Regions from separate parts of the Homo sapiens genome. Here region 2 is linked to region 1. The links are chromatin contacts, found by Hi-C or POLR2A ChIA-PET in ENCODE. All regions are on one chromosome and are shown on one strand. Each heading gives the region's core, a stretch centred on a gene start or an enhancer-like site at or near the end of the contact. The rest is flanking DNA. Distances are from core to core; before and after follow the strand shown. Region 1 has its middle 71 kb from the start of RAP1B. Region 2 has its middle 23 kb from the start of RAP1B.

Region 1 (6,653 bases), core at 1,209-3,708:
CCTGGGCAACATAGCAAGACTTCATCTCTTAAAAACAAAAGTGAACTCATGCTTTTAATTACCCTAGCATGCAACCTAATAATGCTATTAACCCAAACTAAAATACAACATCAAAACATTTCTCCATATCAAAACTGAACTCTACTATTCTATCGTTTAATTGAATCTCTAGATTCACTTTGGTGTAGAGAGACTATAATAGTGAATTTTTTTCTTGCAAAGTATTCTGACAGGTATAATGTGATCATCATTTACATGATCCAAGATTAGGCTGATAATAAAAAGGAATTAGTTCAAAACACCAGCCTTAGAATCCCTCAGTACGTGTTTCCTTTATAAAAGTAACTACATTATATTTGTAGTGGCCTATGAGGATTTTGATAATCTCTGCAGCTTAGATGCTGAATGAAATGCATTCAATGATTCAATAAATACTTATTGTGCTCTGATTATGTGCCAGGCATCCTACAGCTTGAGAAACAGAGATGAATAAGGCACACTGGGTTCCTGTTTTCTTGGTCTTCATATCACAATGGTTGGCAGGCAGACCACAAACAAGTAAAAAATAAAAATATTCAAGATCACTTCAGATGATAATAAGTGTTGTGAAAGAAATCCAAAGGGTGACATGCAGGGGAAAACTTTATAAGGCGTGATCAAGGACAGTATCTCTTGAGGGGGAGATGCAATCTGAAACTTTGGGTCAGAAAATTCCAGTTGGAGGAAATATCTAACATATATTGAATCATTTCCTTAGGTCAGTGGTCCCCAGCCTTTTTGGCACCAGAGCCCGGTTTCGTGGAAGACAATTTTTCCACAGACAGTGGGGGATGGAGATGGTTTTGGGATGAAACTGCTCCACCTCCGATCATCAGGCATTCGTTAGATTCTCAAAAGGAGTGTGAAATCTAGATCCCTCACATGCGCAGTTCACAATAGGGTTCAGGCTCCTATGAGAATCTAATGCCGCTGCTGATCTGACAGGAGGCGGAGCTCAGGCAGTAACGCTCCCTCACTCTCCGCTCACCTCCTGCTGTGCGGCCCAGTTCCTAGGAGGCCACAGACCATGCCCTGGGGTTTGTGGACCCCTGCCTTGGGTGATATCCCATTATTTTTGTACCCAGAAACCCCTAAGACACACTGTAAACCATGATCAAATATATTTCTACCCTTTGTCCATTGGCTTCAACTGTGGTCCTCTAGGTTTGATCCTAGAATAGATATGATGATCGTGTGCAAAGTGTTCAATATGCTGACTCACCTTCATTTGCACTCTAGCAACCTTGGCTAATGAAGAATCATTTGGGGAATATTAGATACCATTTTGACCCTTAATTTATCCTTCATTCTCAGGGACTTTGAATTAATTTTGAAAAACTAGTGTTGAAATGTAAGGTTAGGATCTCAAAATTCTTTGTTAGTCTACTAAAGAATCATTTTTTTCCGTCAATTAGCCTCTTAAATTCACATTAGCCAGACATGGTGGTGGACCCTGTGGTCCCAGCTACTTCAGAGGCTGAAGCAGGAGGATCACTTAAGCCCTTGAGGTTGAAATTACACTGAGCTATGATCGTACCACTCCACTTCAGCCTGGGCAACACAGCAAGACCCTGTCTCTAAAGAATAATAATAATAAATTAATAATTTAAAAAACATTATGTTGAAGTCTGGCCAGTTCAATGACTGGAAAAGCAACCATGATATCTTGTATTTATAGAGTCCTGTTTCCAAGTAACCATCCATGAAGCAGCTTAAGACTATCCACAGTAGCTTCCCACCCATGACAGCAGTGATTCTGCCCATAAACTAGCTGGTTTACCCAAGATTCCATCAGAGGCCCTCTAGCTCCCACAAAGATTTCATTAAAAGATATCAATAAAATCTAAACTATTTTATTTTTGGCAAAAGTCTTTTGGTAAAAGGCATTTTTGGTAAAATATCTATTTCATACTTTATTCTTGCTCTTCAAACTTCCAACATATTTGTTATTCTTCTAGCTGCTGAGAGTCTTATTGTTTTGCTGAGAAAATAAATAGAGGCAATCAGAAAAGAGCTTCCAAAGACTACATCAAAAAACATGTCCCCGTGAGCACCTAGAGGCCTCCCCATAATTTCTAAAAAAAAAAATCCTACAAGTTTATTTTTAGAGTCTGTTTGCCTCCAGTCTTAGGTCCATACATGTTAACCTTGATATACTCAATTGATCTAGACACAAGCCCAACCCTTACCCACGCTTCTACCAAAAAATAAAATAAAGTAAAATAAAAAATTAGTTGCATCAAGTACTTAGCCAGCTCAGTCATTTTAGCAAAGGCTTGTGCGGGAGGATGGAGAGGAAGAGTCACGTTGAGAAGATGTTCTCTGATTGGCTCCAATGCTCCTCCCCTCCCAGGCCCTCTGGACGCCCTTGCAAGTTACAGCCAAATTGCTCCCTTTGTCTCAGAAACATTCCGCCCACACCCTGGCCCCTCCTGGGATCTCTTCTACTTTAGAAGCTCTTATCAGGGTATTTTTCAGAGTAATTACATTTCCCTTTCTGAAGGAATTCTGGTGCCAACTGTTAATAAAATAACATTCCTCCTCCTTATTACATGGGATGCACCAATTTTTATCCTGGAGCAGCTTCCAGTGTTAGAATAGACAGCAGGAGATTTCATGTATTTTAGAGCTTAGTAAACTTAACTTTTACCAAAAATAAAATAGTTTAAAAACAAAATGGAGCCGCAGGGAGGAGTACTTAGAGGGGCGGAGCTAACAAGTGGTTTTCCACGTTTGCTCAAAGTGGGGGCTGTTGATGTGTGTGGTTTGTCACCGCAGGCTTCCAGAGCCAAGTTACATAAAAGAGCAGTCCCTTTCACTTTCTAAAGGATTGTATTTTGCTGCAAACTGTGACCATGCATAATGAGCTTTTGATACATTTCTTTTAAAGTGCATGGTATAACCATAGGGTTTTGCATTTTCGGGTCCTCCCCTCTTAATTGAAGGACTGGCACACACAAGATGACATCACAAATTCCTTAGTTTCATTAAAAACAGTGACTACTCTATCCACTTAAGTTATGAGAATTGCTTTTCTAAAGGAAATACATTTATCGGGAGCCACAGAAATTTTCTAAATATAGGGTAGCTTCCTGAAACAGTAGAAGCAAGTGCCTTCAGGACAGTTTATTTATATAATTTAATGGAATTTGATTCCTTTGAAATTGGCAAGTAAATATAAGTAAAGGGAAAGCTGTCTGTTATTTTTTATGGAAGTATTTCATGAAGATCTTAGGTTTCATATCATTACACATTCCTTGGCTCAGTTGATAATGGGCACGTAAACTACTTTATGCAATTGAAAGGGGTATACTTTTCACATAATTTGGGGGTGTGATTATTATTCAAATATATGTGCCTAATTATTACAAACACCCTTAGAATTAATTTATCTGGGCCAGTATTTTCATGATTAAATCCCTCCCCCAATCCTTTCTTGACCCCTGCTTGGTAATTAAATCACATTTTATTATAACAGTGCTTCTTAATAAGACAGTCAATTCTTGCAGTGTCCCTGCAATAAAATGCTCTTCCAGAGCACAGTCTGCACCATCTAGATGATTTCTACAGCCAGTACCAAAGGGCCATTTGTCCCAGGCAGGCATTGAATGACCGTACCCTTTTTAAAGCAGTTCTCCTTAGCAAATGCCCAGTTTATGAGGCCTTTCTACTAAGGGAGGAGACCACCCCTCATATTTTCTTATGCCCAATTTCTGCCTCCAAAGAAAGAAGAAGTAAAAACTAAAAGGCAGAAATGAAATCCACAGTCAGACAGCCCTGCGCCACACCCTGGGCCTGGTAGTTAAAGATTGACCCCTGACCTAATCGGTTATGTTATCTATAGATTACAGACATTGTGTAGAAAAGCACTGTGAAAATCCCTGTCCTGTTATGTTCCGTTCTAATTACCGGTGCATGCAGCCCCCAGTCACATACCCCCTGCTTGCTCAATCAATCACAACCCTCTCATGCAGACCCCCTTAGAGTTGTGAGTCCTTAAAAGGGACAGGAATTGCTCACTCGGGGAGCTCTGTTTTTGAGATGTGAGTCTTGCCGATGCTCCTGGCCAAATAAAGCCCTTCCTTCTTTAACTCGGTGACTGAGGGGTTTTGTCTGTGGCTCGTCCTGCTACATTTCTTGGTTCCCTGACTGGGAAGCGAGGTGATTAACAGAAGGTCAAGGCAACCCCTTAGGCGGCTTAGGCCTGCCCTGTGGAGCATCCCTGCAGGGGACCCCAGCCAGCTTGAGTGACGTGGATCCTGAGAGCGCTCCCAGGTAGGCAATTGCCCCAGTGGAACACCTAGTCAGAGTGGTGCATGGCAGGCCCCTGCAGAGGATCAACACAGTGGCTGAACACCAGGAAGGAACTGGCACTTGGTGTCCGGACATCTGAAACTTGGTAAGACTAGTCTTTGGAACTTGCACACTCCTTTGGAGTGGAAGCGTGGCCTGATAACCCACGGCATGCCTGTACCAGCACTTTGGTTTTTGTTTTTGACTTGACTTGGATTGCTTGATACTTTGGTTTTGGTTTTGACCTGGCTTGGATTGCTTGATACTCTGATTTTGGTTTTGATTCTGGTTTGGTGTAAACTGTAAAAGTGTGTGTGTACCCTTTTTACCCATTCTTTGTTTTGTGGTGTGCGTGTGGTGTGAACTTGGTGTTTTGCCTCAAGGAAGCATGGGTCAGGCACAAAGTAAGCCCACCCCACTAGGAACTATGTTGAAAAATTTCAAGAAAAGATTTAAGGGAGACTATGGAGTACTATGACACCAGGAAAACTTAAAACTTTGTGTAAGATAGACTAGCCAGCATTACAGGTGGGTTGGCCATCAGAAGGAAGCCTGGATAGGTCCCTTGTTTCAAAGGTATGGCACAAGGTAACCTGTAAGCCAGGGCACCCAGACCAGTTCCCGTACATAGACACTTGGTTACAGCTGGTTTTAGACCGCCCCGCCACAGTGGCTGAGAGAACAGCAGCATAAGCGGCTAGCAGAGGCAAGGAAAGACCAGCAAAGAGAGAGAGAGGAAGAGACAGAGAAACAAAGAGGGAGTCAAGAAAAGAGAGAAAGAGAGAGAGAGGCAGAGAGAGAGGAAGAGACAGAGGCAAAAGGAAAGTCAAAAAGAGAGAAAGAACAAAAGAAAGAGAAAGAAAGAGAAAGAAAGAAAGAAAGAAAGAAAAAGAAAGAAAGAAAGAAGAGAAAAGAAAGAAAGACAGAAAGACACAAGTAGTTAAGGAAAAAAAAGTGTACCCTATTCCTTTAAAAGCCAAGGTAAATTTAAAACCTATAATTGATAATTAAAGGTGTTTGCTGTAACCCTATAACACTCCAATACCACTTTGTTGTCAGTGTAAACCAGGGCATATCCTGAAAGCACTGAGGCCTTCCTATCAACAATCCTTAACCCAGTAACCCACAGATGGCCCAAATGCATTCAATCTGTAGCAGCAACTGCTTTGCTAACAGAAGAAAGTAAAAAAATAACTTTTAGAGGAACCTCATTGTAAGCACACCTCACCAGTTCAGAAGTATCCTAAAAAAAAAAAAAAAAAAAAAAAAAAAAAAAAGATGGTTTAACATTAACCACTGAAAATTGCCTTAACCCAGCAGGTTTCCTAACAGGGGATCTAAATCTTAATTACCATACAAAGGTCCAACCAGACCTAGGAGGAACTCCCTTCAGGATAGGACCATAGATGGTTCCTCCCAGGTAATTAAAGGAAAAAAAAAGCCATCTGTACCAATTCTAAGTTAATTTGGACTAAACAAGGTCTTATTAATAGCAAAGGATAATTGAAATCCCAAACTTACAAGGTTTTCAACAAAAGTAAAGTTTGCTAAAAGTTAACCATGTAACATGTATTATAGTAACTTCTAATCTTGTGGCGTTAGATAGTCTGGTCCACAGACATAAAGGAAGTTCACTTTGGAAAAGAATGATTATCTTTGAAAAAAAAAAAAAGGGGGAAAAAAGGGGGGGCAGAATTTATGTAAAAAGAATGTTATATAGTAAATTCTTGTCCTGAAATAAATTAACTGGTTGTTTAAAGAAAGAAATGTTTGTAATAAGTCAGAAAGTTAAGGCATGTCAAAGAATTGTCTGTAAAAGTCATGAAAGAGAAAAAATCATTTAAAAAAAGTGTGTTAAAAAAAGAATTTATACAAGAAATGTTGTATAATTTAAAAGTAATTGGGCCTCCTGAATGTAAAACTATTTTTTACCTACATTAATATGTTAAAATTTTGTTTTAAAAGTTTAATCAGGTTTTAAAACATTAATTGTGTGTAAATTCTGTGTGTAAACATATTAGCTAAAGTTAAAGGGGTATCACACAGTTTTTCTGTGAACTGGACATTAAAGTAAAAACATGACAGGTTTTTCTTAAAGCACTAACCTGCTCTTTAACAAAGATTATAAAAGGTTAAAAAGAGTCTATAAAAATCTTACCTTATGGTCTGACATTAAAAATTGAATAAATATGTATATAAAGTTTTATTAAAACTAAGTTTAACATTATAACACACTAATATAAAGGTGAAATTTAGCTTATCTGGTATAAAAATCATACCGGAAGCATTGTCAAATATAAAATGCTGATTGGCTTCTTTGG
Region 2 (6,653 bases), core at 1,300-3,799, 49 kb after region 1:
ATGCAGGAACTGGCAGGTGAGTCACTGTTAGTAGCCCGCACTAGGAAAGAGACCAAGCTGGAGTAACATGATCCCAGGGAATTGCAAAACAAGCCAAATTTGGCTTTTTCTCTCATCTACTCTTCTCTGTGCTGCCTCCCTGGTCCTGCTCCTCAAACTGCAGACCTGGTCATTACCATTCTTAGCTTCCTCATGCTCAAACTCTCTCTCCTGATTCTTCAGGCCCAGATATTAAGCTGATATTAAAAATTAAAACAAAAAAGGTCTTATTCTTGGCAAGTCAATTTCTTCTTTGCTAGGTAACATACATTCATTTCACTTTATTTATTTATTCATTTGAGACAGGGTCTTTCTTTGCCACCCAGGCTGGAGTGCAGTGGCACAATCACAGCTCACTGCAGCCTCAACCTCTTGGGCTCAAGTGATCCTATGGCCTCAGCCTTCCAACTGGCTGGGACTACAAGGACACATCAACATGCCTGGCTAAATTTTTATTTTTTGTAGAAATGGGTTCTCTCTCTTGCCCAGGCTGGTTTTGAACTCCCAGGCTCTAGCAATCCTCCCACCTTAGCCTCCCTAAGTGCTGGGATTACAGCCTCACTTCCCTATAGGCTTTAGAGCTAATGCCCCTGTTTTAATTCCCTAATCCAAAAATACCAAATACAGTTCATCTCCTGTTAATTCCAACCGATTGGTAGTGGGCCCTAGAATGGTGAGCTGATAAGGATTCTGAGGCCATGCATGGGCTCAGTGGTAAAGATTGCTGGGGCCAGGAGCCGTGGCCCATGCCTGTAATCCCAGCACTTTGGGTGGCTGAGGCGGCTGGATCACCTGACGTCAGGAGTTCCAGACCAGCCTGGCCAACATGGTGAAATCCCATCCTTACTAAAAATACAAAAATTAGCTGGCATGGTGGCAGGTGCCTGTAATCCCAGCTACTTGGGAGGCTGAGGCAGGAGAATTGCTTAAACCTGGGAGGCGGAGGTTGCAGTGAGCAGAGGTCACGCCACTGTACTCCAGCATGGATGACAAGAGCGAAACTCTGTCTCAAAAGAAAAAAAAAAGAGTGCTGGAATGGATGAGTGGTGGTCCTCTGGGCATAGACATGTCTGCTATACATTTGTCATTTCTGACCTCATAGGAAGTGCTTGCAATGGTAGGAATCTCCCAGACAGGCAGAAGAAAAGGATCTACCATAGCAGTCCCCTATGACCGATGCAGTAAAGGAAGTCAGACTATGTGGCATTCTGCAAATTGTGTAATTTAAGAAGCTTTAAACTCTACCATGTGCAGAGATAGTTAAGGCCAAAAACGCTATACAGCGTATACAATGTTCTTATGAGGGTTTTTCATTGTTGCTGTTTTTTGAGATGGAGTCTTTTGCTCTTATTGCCCAGGCTAGAGTGCAATGGTGAGGTCTTGGCTCACTGCAACCTCTGCCTCCCGGGTTCAAACGATTCTCCTGCCTCAGCCTCCTGAGTAGCTGGGATTACAGGCATGCACCACCACGCCAAGCTAATTTTTTTTTATTTTCAGTAGAGATGGGGTTGCATCATGTTGGTCAGGCTGGTCTCGAACTCCTGACCTCAGGTGATCCACCCACCTCGGCCTCCCAAAGTGCTGGGATTACAGGAGTGAGCCACCATGCCTGGCCGAGGTTTCAACTCACTTATATTACCTAAAAAGTACTGTTCTATTTTTATATTATTTCATTGTTTTGTTCAAAAGTAAAGGTTGGAGCTATATCTTTTGTTCCTAGTTATAAATTGGCTAATTACTTACTGTCTTCTTTTCTCTGTAGAGTCCCAACTAGACACATTATTTTAAATTTCCCTTTCTAAAAACAATGTTATCTAATGTCATCACCTAGCTACTACATACCACCAAGCTGAAAATACCAGAAGAATTGAAAAGCAGCTGGGTGCAGTGGCTCATGCCTGTAATCCCAGCACTTTGGGAGGCGGAGGCGGGTGGATCACAAGGTCAGGAGATTGAGACCATCCTGGCTAACACGGTGAAACCCCGTCTCTACTAAAAAATACAAAAAATTAGCTGGGCGTGGTGGGGGGCGCCTGTAGTCCCAGCTACTCGGGAGGATGAGGCAGGAGAATGGCGTGAACCAGAAGGCGGAGCTTGCAGTGAGCCGAGATCACACCACTGCACTCCAGCCTGGGAAACAGTGAGACTCCGTCTCAAAAAAAAAAAAAAAAAAAAAAAAAAAAAACAAACAAACAAAAAAAAAACCACAAAGAATTGAAAAGCAATCTTGATTTACCATGTAGTTACAGAAATATTAAATATTTGAGAAACAAATGACATCATTTCTTGAGAAAATTAGGGTATAAAAAAGTGCTCTATTTTACAGAACTGATGTGTTTCCAAGCAAGACCAGGAGCTACATTTTCATAAAAAGACATAAAATTTGCATTTGTTTTCTATTTAGTTTGCAGTGGTGCTGGAGAGACCACTGAAAATGGCAGAACAGCTACTATTGCCAATGTTCTTGTGGCCACTGCTGAGAATTTTGTCCTTGTCGTTAAAGAGGAAGCTGCTTCCAAGACTGTTCTCTAGAGCTTGACTAAGTAACCACTGTCAGTGTATTAAAACCACATTACCAGCACAGGGGAGCTCCCTGCCTCCACTGTCAGAGCTACCACAGTCACCATGTGCTATAGTTTGGATCTGTGTCCCTGCCCACATTTCATGTCAAATTTTAATCCCCAGTGTTGGAGATGGAGCCTGGTGGGAGGTGATTGGATCACTGAGATGGTCCTTCTTGAATGGTTAGCACCATCCCTTTGGTGCTGTTCTCATGATAGAGTTCTCGTGAGATCTGGCTGTTTAAAAGTGTGTGGCACCTCCCCTCTCTCGCTCTTGGTCCTGCACCTGCCATGTAAGATGCCTGCTCCCACTTTGCCCTCTGGCACCATGATTGTAAGTTTCTTGAGGCCTCCCCAGAAGGAGATGCTTCATTGCTTCCTGTATAGCCTGTGGGACCATGAGCCAATTAAACCTCTTTTCATTACAAATTAACCAGTCTCAGGTATTTCTTTTTTTTTTCTTTTTTTTTTTTTTTTTTGAGACGGAGTCTCACTCTTGTCCCCCAGGCTGGAATGCAGTGGCGCAATCTCAGCTCACTGCAACCTACCCCTCCCAGGTTCAAGTGATTCTCCTGCCTCAGTCTCCCAAGTAGCTAGGATTACAGGTGCCTGCCACCACACCCAGCTAATTTTTGTATTTTTAGTAGAGATGGGGTTTTACCATGTTGGCCAGGCTAGTCTTGAAGTCCTGACCTCAGGTGATCCACCCACCTTGGCCTCCCAAAGTGCTGGGATTACAGGCGTGAGCCACCACACCCGGCTTTTTTTTTTTTTCTTTTTTTTTTAGGCATAGTTTCACTCTTGTCATCCAGGCTGGAGTGCAATGGTGTGATCATGGCTCACTCCAACATCTGCCTCCCAGGTTCAAGTGATTCTCCTACCTCAACCTCCCAAGTAGCTAGGATTACAGGCATGCACCATCATGCCCAGCTAATTTTTGTATTTTTAGTAGAGACGGGGTTTTGCCATGTTGGCCAGGCTGGTCTTGAACTCTTGACCTCAGGTGATCCACCCACCTTAGCCTCTCAAAGTGCTGGGATTACAGGCATGAGCCACTGTGCCCAGCTCAAGTATTTTTTTTTTAAAGCCTCACTTTGTTACCAGGCTGGAGTGCAGTGGTGCCATCTCAACTCACTGGAGCCTCCACCTCCCGGGTTCAAGTGATTCTCCTGCCTCAGCCTCCCAGGTAGTTAGGACTACAGGTGCATGCCACCATGTCCAGCTAATTTTTGTATTTTTAGTAAAGATGGGGTTTCACCATGTTGACCAGGATGGTCTCGATCTCTTGACCTCATGATCCACCCGCCTCAGCCTCCCAAAGTGCTGGGATTACAGGCGTGAGCCACCATGCCTGGCCCAGCTCAAGGATTTCCTTATAGCAATGTGAGAATGGACTAATACAGAAAAGTGGTACTGAGGAGTAGGGCATTGCTATAAAGATAACTAAAAATGTGGAAATGGCTTTGGGACTGGGTAATGGGAAGAGGTTGGAAGAGTGTGGAGGGCTCAGAAGAAGACAGGGAGGTGAGGGAAAGTTTGGAACTTACTAGAGACTTGTTGAATGATTGTGACCAAAATGCTGATGGTGATATGAACAGAGATGGCCAAGCTGATGAGTTCATGAGTTCTCAGATGGAGATGAGGAACTTATTGGGAACTGGGGCAAAGGTCACTTTTGTTACACCGTGGCAAAGAGCTTGGTTGGATTGTGCCCCCGTCTAGGGATCTGTGGAACATTGAACTTGAGAGTGATGACTTAGAGTATCAGACAGAAGAAATTCCTAAGAAGCAAAGTGTTCAAGATATGGCCTGGCTGCTTCTAACAACCTATGCTCATGTGCATAAGCAAAGAAATGACATAAACTCAAAGTTACATTTCAAAGCAAGGCAGAGCATAAAAGTTTGAAAAATTTGCCTCTGAGCCATGTGGTAGAAAAGAAAAGCCCATTTTCAGGGGAAGAATTCAAGCCAGCTGCAGAAATTTACATAAGTAAAAAGAAGCCAAGGCCGGGCACAGTGACTCACACCTGTAATCCCAGCACTTTGGGAGGCTGAGGTGGGCAGATCACATGGTCAGGAGTTTGAGACCGGTCTGGCCAGCATGGTGAAACCCCGTCTCTACTAAAAATACAAAAAATTAGCTGGGTGTGGTGGCACATGCCTGTAGTCCCAAGCTACTTAGGAGGCTGAGGCAAGAGAATTGCTTGAACCTGGGAGACGGAGGTTGCAGTGAGCTGGGATTGTGCCACTGCACTCCAGCCTGGGTAACAGAGCGAGAGAGACCTTCACTGTAGCCCCTCCCATCACAGTCCCAGAGGCCTAGGAAGGAAGAATGGTTTCCATGGGCCAGGTCCAGTGCCCTGCTGCCCTGAGCAGCCTCACAGCCTCGGGACACTGCTTCCTGCATCCTGGCTGCTCCGGCTCCCACAGTGGCTAACAGGGAACCAGGTTAAGCTCACACTGCTGCTTCAGAGGGTGCAAGCCGTAAGTCTTGGTGGATTCCACATGGTGTTAAGCCTGCAGGTATACAGAATGCAAGAGTTGAGGCTTGGGAGCCTCTGCCTAGATTCCAGAGGATGTATGGAAAAGCCTGCATGTCCAGGCAGAAGCTTGCTGCAGGGGTGGACCCCTCATAGAGAACCTCTGCTAGGGAAGTGTGGAGGGAAAATGTGGTGTTGGACCTCACACACAGAGTTCCCATTGGGGCACTGCCTCACGGAGCTGTGAGAAGTGGACTGCCATCCTCCAGACCACAGAATGGTGGATCCACCAGCAGCTTGCACTGTGCACCTGGAAAAACAAGGCACCCAATGCCAACTCGTGAGTGCAGCCATGGGGGCTGAACTTTCTATTTTAAGTAGAGACGGGTCTTCACCATGTTGGCCAGGCTGGTCTCGAAGTCCTGACCTTGGGTGATCCACCCACCTCGGCCTCTCAAAGTACTGGCATCACAGGCATGAGCCACTGGCTCAGGTATTACTTTATAAAAACGTGAAAATGGACTAATATAGAAAAGTGGTACTGAGGAGTAGGGCACAAAGCCTTGGGCATAGCTGTCAAGGCTTTAGCAGCCCACCCCTTGTACCACTGTGCTCTTCATGTGAGACATGGAGTCAAAAGAGATTATTTTGGAGCTTTAAGATTTAATGACTGCCCTGTTGCGTTTTGGGCTTGCCTGGTGCCTGTAGCCCCTTTCTTTTGACTGATTTATCCCTTTTGGAATGGGAGTATTTACCCAATACCTATATCTGCATTGTATCTTGAAGGTAACTAACTTGTTTTTTATTTTACAGTTTCATAGGCAGAAGGGACTTGCCTTGTCTCAGATGAAACTTTGGACTTTTGAGTTAATGCTGAAATGAGTTAAAATTAGGGGACTGTTGGGAAGGCATGATTATATTTTGCAATATGAGAAGGACATGAGATTTGGGAATGGCCAGGGGTGGAATGATATGGTTTGACTCTGCATCCATATCCACAGGCAAGTCTCATGTCAAATTGTAATCCCCAGTGTTGGAGGTGGAGCCTGGTGGGAGGTGGCTGGACCATGGAGATGGTCCTTCCTGAATGGTTTAGCACCATACTTTTGGTGCTGTTCTCATGATAGAGTTCTCATGAGATCTGGCTGTTTACAAGTTTGGGGCACCTCCTCTCTTTCTCTCTCTCTCTCTCTTGTTGCTGCTCTTATCATGTAAGATGCCTGCTCCCACTTTGCCTTCTGCCATGATTGTAAGTTTCTTGAGGCTTCCCCAGAAGCAGATGCTGCCATGCTTCCTGTACAGCCTGTGGAACCATGAGCCAATTAAACCTCTTTTCTTTATGGATTCCCCAGTCTCAGGTATTTCCTTTATAGCAATGTGAGAGCAAACTAATCACCATGTCACCTGAGATGTCACCCGTATAGCCACTAGAGGAGCCAAGGCCAGCACAAGAAAACTTGGAAAGTAGAAAAATGTGTCTTCACTACTGACCTGTATTATCTAAAAAAAAGACTAATTTCTGTGAGAGTGGAAACCATGTCATTCTTACTCACTGTTGCATCCTTAATTTGGA

What was found. A loop is a pair of places that touch in the nucleus more often than their neighbours do. ChIA-PET counts read pairs that join two places held with the same protein, here RNA polymerase II (POLR2A). Pooled maps may share reads with other maps.
Region 2: a map of CD8-positive, alpha-beta T cell shows a loop between it and region 1 (3-fold over the local background). The contact joins two enhancer-like sites. A Hi-C loop is called at or near these places in 8 of 168 maps with a recorded cell type or tissue (CD4-positive, alpha-beta T cell, CD4-positive, alpha-beta memory T cell, CD8-positive, alpha-beta T cell and 2 more) and 11 of 50 pooled maps. POLR2A ChIA-PET finds 5 or more read pairs at or near these places in 11 of 52 experiments (CD4-positive, alpha-beta T cell, CD8-positive, alpha-beta T cell, CD8-positive, alpha-beta memory T cell and 7 more).

The regions. Positions count from the first base shown.
Region 1 is chr12:68,536,518-68,543,170 of GRCh38, forward strand. No RefSeq gene overlaps it. Among named protein-coding and RNA genes, the nearest start is that of RAP1B, 71 kb to the right of the region's middle. RefSeq lists an enhancer at 2,090-3,052. Within about 2 kb of position 2,459, at least 18 of the 41 ENCODE cell types and tissues checked have a DNase peak (open chromatin) inside an H3K27ac peak, as active enhancers do; they include CD8-positive, alpha-beta T cell, where a contact is called at or near this core.
Region 2 is chr12:68,584,967-68,591,619 of GRCh38, forward strand. No RefSeq gene overlaps it. Among named protein-coding and RNA genes, the nearest start is that of RAP1B, 23 kb to the right of the region's middle. RefSeq lists an enhancer at 2,892-2,941. Within about 2 kb of position 2,550, at least 3 of the 41 ENCODE cell types and tissues checked have a DNase peak (open chromatin) inside an H3K27ac peak, as active enhancers do; they include CD8-positive, alpha-beta T cell, where a contact is called at or near this core.